2 separate regions of the Mus musculus genome follow, and region 1 is linked to region 2. A link is a loop called in an ENCODE intact Hi-C map of the cell type or tissue named here. Cell type or tissue: left cerebral cortex. All regions are shown on one strand. Each heading gives the region's core, and the rest is flanking DNA. Links, peaks and the distances in the headings are about the cores only.

Region 1 (2,907 bases), core at 145-2,644, 78 kb before region 2:
CTATTCATCTAAAGGTGTTTTGGTTAAAAACTTTCTAAACTTCTTTGTCATAAAGGTTTTGGAGAAACATGTACCACCAGTTTGATCGGACGCTCCATCCTCGGCAGTCTGTGCTGAGCATAATTATGAATATGAATGAGCAAAGCAAGCAGTTAGAGGAAGACATTAAAGACCTCGAGGCTGTGAGTATTCTGAGTTGTCTAATAAAGCATATTTGTTTAATTTACCATGTGACAGTGTCTTCCATTTTGGGTTTTTTGATTACAGATGAAGAGAATTTATTGGGCATTTCCTTTTTGTTTGTTGAGAATAAACTTCCAAATTTTGCTCATTTTTCTCTTGGCCTGTTTGTTTTTTTTTTTTTTTTTAATGTCAAGGTTCCTTAAATACTAGATACTAGATACTAATTCTCTGTTGGGGTTATTGCAAATAGCTTTGGCTTATTCTGATTTCTACATCTTACTGTTGTTATCTTTATGCTTTGCTGTGTGTGTGTGTGTGTGTGTGTGTGTGTGTGTGTGTACATATTATGTGTACATATATACACACACACACTTTTTTAAAAATGCTAGACAGTTCTTTTTTGTTCAGAGAACAGTCCTGTCTGCCTCAGAGATGGATGTTTTTCATTGTCTCTTAGGTAAGAGAGTGGTGACTGCTGGGGAAAACTAGAGGGCACATATTAGTGTTCAAGAAAGGGAGGGCAAGATAGGCAGCAAGGGACAGTTGTCTGGAGTTGATTTGGAGAGCTTGATGCTCTGCTATGGGACACTTTAAATATTACGTTAAAAAAATGTGCTACCTTCCAAAGGCTGATCTGTTCCCTTGGCAACCCGTCGTGAGGGATGCCTGTGAGAAGCTCGTCAGGGTCGGTGGGACCTTTAGCTGAGTTAGGTGTGATTGCTGTGTTACAGTGAATTCAGTCAGGTTGAGCATATCCTCTGTGTCCTTGTCCTGATGAAATGATTACTTGTTAAAGTTTCTAAGGAATATGTGTGTTTCTGGCATGTGCAGACCTAGTGGCCTATACAGTCAAATCTGGTTGAAACAATTGACAAACGTAAACACTTAATGAAGCATTTTCTTTGATAAATTTCAAGCTCTTGAGATTTCCTTTTTTTGAGGGGCTGGGGTTCGAGACAGTGTTTCTCTGTGTAGCCCTGGCTGTCCTGGAACTCACTCAGGCTGACCTTGAACTCAGAAATCCGCCTGCCTCTGTCTCCCAAGTGCTGGGATTAAAGGCGTGTACCACCGCTGCCCGGCTTGCTCTTGGGATTTTTAGTTATTGAGTTCATAATTGTGTATCATACACAAGGGGAACACTTGTAAAAGCATATTTTCTTCACTCCATGTAGATCGATCACCTGTTAGCTGTAGTTACTAATGTTTTTTCAACGTTTTGTTTTGCTTTAGAAAATTAAGCAATGCAAAAATGGCATCCTAACGAAGGAGTTGCTGCATGCTGTCCACCCTGAATCACCTGCCCTGAAAACCTCGCTGTGTCTCAAAGAGCCGAGTCTGCTTCCCGTGAAGGACACACTCCGAGCTATAGAGGGCAGCAGCCCAGCAGATAATCGCTACTGTGACTATGCCGAGGAATTTTCTAAGTCGGAGCCTACCGTGGTCAGCTTGGAGTACGGGGTGGCCAGAATGACTTGTTAGCCTCCTTCCGTGATCCCTGGATGACTGTAGTGTAAGAAATGTATAGTTGTGAGGATGGTCTGTACACATGGGCAGGAGGGGTTGTTGAGTGACTTTGGGGCTTAGCAGTAAGTGAGAAAGTAGGTAGCTGAGAAAAGGATCATAGCAACTCTTGAGAGGAGTGAGTCAGCTAAGTGCCATTTGTAACAAGAACATACTCATTTCTGTAGGAAGTGAGTGCTAGTGTGTGTATGTACTGGAAAGGGGTTACACAGGACTGGTGAGCTGACAGTCTGTTGATTCAGATGTTAATTCCAGCCACGCTCAGTAGCTTTCCTCTAACTCTGAGAAAACAGACCTGACAACCTGAACCCTCAGTGACTGATGTGGCATGTGCTTTCAGTTCTGGAGCTGTGTGACTGTGGATTTTGCAGTCACAAAAATCCAAATATATAGTCAAAAATATAGTGACGTTTTAACATTAAAGTGCCATGAAAAGTACTTATGGGACAGCCTTAAAGTAGACTCTCAGTTTATTCTGTGGGTTTTATAGCCGAGGACAGGATGTTTGATCTCTCCTTTAATCAGCCTTATTTCATATGAAGAACTAACTGCACTCTGATTACTTGGGGGCCGCACACTGCAGTGCTCCACCATGGAAAGTTGTAGACATACTCTGCTAGTTTGTAATTAGCCAGCTCCACCCGTATTTAAAATCAGTGTTACCGAAGGCTTTGTTCTCGTTGTCATTTGTTCCAAGCTGCAGCTGACAGTTCATTATTCACAGCTTAGAGGACTCATTTCTTAGGCTAGTATAAGCACATTTGGCATTTACTTTCGGCTTACTGCAGTCTATTAATTCTTACTCTGTGGTTGGCTTTAATCCTTTGATAACTGTACATTTAAAGTGGCAAAGCTCTAAAGCGTTCTGAGTACTAAATACATTTTTAACTTGACTGTAGCTGCCTATAAACTTTCAGGTAAAGGAAAAAGGGAAGTGCGGGTAGTGGAGATTTTGCTTGGTTACGAATTCTAAAGCAATCATTTTTGTGTGGAGCATATTTCCTTACTCTTAATATAGGAGGGGCAGAGAAGGGAGCACTGGGGGAGCCAGCTAATGTCCAACAGAAGCAGCTTTGACGCAGGAAAAGGTTTATTTTGCTTTATAGGCTCATTGTTATTCTGTGCACTGGGGCATACATATCTTTTCTAAAAAATCACTTACAACTGTCAGTATTACCAGCTGGCTCTCAAAGTTTAATATCA
Region 2 (2,907 bases), core at 117-2,616:
AAAGGTCCTTTGATTCCAGTCTCAGTTTAGAGCCGTTTTTTCATTGAGATGAGAAAGAGCAACATGACTGCTCAACTCCATGGTCTAACTGTGAACCCTGGAGGCTGCCTTGGCCAACAACTGAATCTGCAGTTCAGTATAAGTACAGTATATAAGTAACTCTGAATCTGCAAAATATAAGTAACTTGTGGAAAATAAATTCAAGAGAAGCAGGAAAGACTGGTGTTTGTATGTAAATAGTATATACAATCAAATAATCACTATATATAATCAATATTTTTAAAATAGGGTTATTAAGGATTATAAAACATGAATCTTTTCCAAATCCTTCCCTATTTTGCTGGCAAGCCCTTGGTTAGGAAAAGCTACAATGTTAGCAGTTGTCTTCAAAGTCAGAACACAGAAACCTTACCCACACAGGTTGTTCTCTGGAACCCAGTTCCCTTTGCCTCTAGACCAGTGGGGTCAGAAGCAACCACAGGGACGACCTCTGACCCCTGTCTGGTTTTCCCCCCTGTCCTATTGGGAAAGACAGCGAGTGGGGTCCTTGGGTGTTCTTAGACAGGGGTAGGCTGGGCACAACAGAGAGAGGTATACTTACCATACCCCTGAATGAAAGAGGAAGACTGAGCCCAGGCCTCTAAGACCCACCTGCAGAGGGATCAGAATTCTCCAACCTAAGTTCTCAGTGTGCTCAGTCTATTGTGACCAATTGGTGGCTTCTGTGACTTAAGCCCCATGTCACTGGGGTGGGGGATAAAAGCTTTGTGGTCTCCCAAAGGACCAGCGAACCCTAGGGGACTGTTGCACTTTCGTTGCTGAGAGCTGCTAATTGGTATTTGACTGACGGCTGTTGCTTCTGTAACAGGAAATCAGAGCCACATGATCAGAATACAGCATCAACCTGAAGAGGACTACATTCGGCACTGGACCAGACGCAGGCGTGAACAGATTGGCATGGTGCCTCTTGGGCTTAGTACCCACACGCTAAGACCTATGTGAAGGACCGGAGAAAGATAGGAGGCTGCATGAAGTCCAAAACAGATGATAAAGGAAAAGGCATTGTTCTTTGTGGACATGGGGGACGCATGTGTTAATTTTTGAAGCTGCGATCCTAGGAAAAGCTGGGCTAGAGGAAGAAGAACCTGAGGTGGTGAGAATCAACGCACTGGGATCCAAAGCCCATAATTATGAATTTCATTTTTTTCTTTCGCCTCGAGGCTGCGATGAAGGCTCTTGCTACACAAAAACCTATGTGGCACCCAGGATATTATATAAGCCCTTGGCAGGAGGGGAGATAGTCCGGTTTGTGCGCTTCAGCCGCCGCAGTTGCAGTAGCCACAGCGCAGCAGCGAGAGCCGCTCAGGTTGATTTAGAACGCGGGTGACAGTGGCCTGGCGCGAGCCTACGGCTGACGACAGCGGCTGATCCCACTCGGTTTCCATGGAGACGGGCAGGAGCCGCGGCGGCGGCGCGGCTGTCAGCGAGCGCGGCGGCGGCGCGCGCGCGGGGGTCTGCGGGAGGCAGGAGCAGGCCGGGGCCCTCGCTGCAGACATGGACTCGCATTGTGAGTGCGCCGCGGAGACGCCCGCCGCAGAGCCGCCGTCGGGGAAGATCAATAAGGCTGCGTTCAAGTTATTCAAGAAAAGGAAATCGGGGGGCACCATGCCCAGCATTTTTGGGGTCAAAAACAAAGGGGATGGGAAGAGCTCGGGGCCGACGGGAATGGTGAGAAGCAGGACCCACGACGGACTAGCCGAGGTGTTGGTGCTGGAGGGCAGCAAGAAGGAGGAGCCGCCTGGCGGGAGCGATCACAGCGGGGCCCGGCCGATCCCCGGACCCCCCAAACCCTCCGGGCCTGGCCTGGGCTCCCTGGCCAGCAGCTCGGTGGCCAAGTCCCACAGCTTCTTCTCCCTGCTGAAAAAGAACGGGCGATCGGAGACCGGCAAGGGAGACCATGCCGAGGCGAGCAAGGCTGGCGGCAAACAAAAGAGGGGGCTGAAAGGGATCTTCAGCAGCATGCGCTGGCACCGGAGGGACAAGCGCGGCAAGGAGGAGGAGGAGAAGGCGGTGCGCGCGGCGGGCCCGGGCAACCTGGTTCTGCCCGGTTCGCTCACCGCCAGCCTGGAGTGCGTCAAGGAGGAGCCGCCCCGAGCCGCGCGCCGCCCGGACAGCCCGGGCCAGGACGCCTCGCGACACGCAGCAGGTGAGCCCGCAGGGGGAGAGCAGGCGCCCGCGTCCGCCGAGAGCGCCCCGGAGCGGATCTGCCTCGAGGCCGGGAGCCCCACCGGCTCTGGCGATCAAAGCTCCCGGGGAGAGGACGCCGAGGGGCATCGGCGCGAGGAGAAGCCCGGGGCAGCCCTCGAGTCGGGAGCCGGTGAGGTCCAGGCGGCCGAGGATGCGTCCAAGACAGGTGACGTTCCGATAAAGACCGTCCCCCTTGTCGACTCCGAAGGTGGCAGCGGCCGGGCGTCTGCTGTCCCTGACCCTTCCTCTGTTGATCCACCCTCAGACCCGTCGGCAGATCGTATTTGTTTGATGTTTTCTGACGTGACTTCACTGAAAAGCTTTGACTCTCTTACAGGCTGTGGAGATATTATTGCAGACCCAGAAGAAGAGGCAGGCCCCAGCTGTGACAAGCATGTCCCCGGGCCAGGCAAGCCAGTTCTCTCTAAAAAGAACGCCAGCGTGGTGGCCTACCAAGGAGGAGGGGAGGAGATGGCCAGCCCGGATCAGGTGGACGACACCTATCTCCCGGAATTCTGGGACATGTTGTCCCAGACTGAGGACCAAGGACAAGGAACTCAAGAAGGCGCAGCGAAGGCAGCCACTGCTTCCGACATCAAGTTGGCCCCTGAGACCTCCAGTGATACCCGGTGTGGGGAAGCAGCCAAGGACATGTCCTCG

The links. Hi-C counts contacts between places; a loop is a spot of excess contacts. Peaks named below come from ENCODE experiments on the same cell type or tissue, not always from the same donor. Only the 100,000 strongest peaks of a DNase experiment are listed, where the experiment ranks them.
Region 1: a loop joins it to region 2, with 3 times the contacts of the local background. A loop is called at or near these places in 9 of 42 quality-filtered maps.

What each region holds. Positions count from the first base shown.
Region 1 is chr14:60,298,860-60,301,766 of GRCm38, forward strand. It overlaps Mtmr6 (myotubularin related protein 6), which reads left to right. Exons shown (of 14, transcript NM_144843.4): 13 at 56-182; 14 at 1,414-2,907. The coding sequence ends at 1,662. Among named protein-coding and RNA genes, the nearest start is that of Mtmr6, 35 kb to the left of the region's middle. In left cerebral cortex, for the core only: a CTCF peak has its summit at 1,546; DNase peaks (open chromatin) are centred at 1,606 and 1,819.
Region 2 is chr14:60,376,804-60,379,710 of GRCm38, forward strand. Amer2 (APC membrane recruitment 2) reads left to right here and starts at 889. Exons shown (of 1, transcript NM_028113.4): 1 at 889-2,907. The coding sequence starts at 1,444. In left cerebral cortex, for the core only: CTCF peaks have their summits at 1,308 and 1,512; DNase peaks (open chromatin) are centred at 969, 1,428 and 2,013; H3K4me3 peaks cover 1,865 bases; H3K27ac peaks cover 2,072 bases.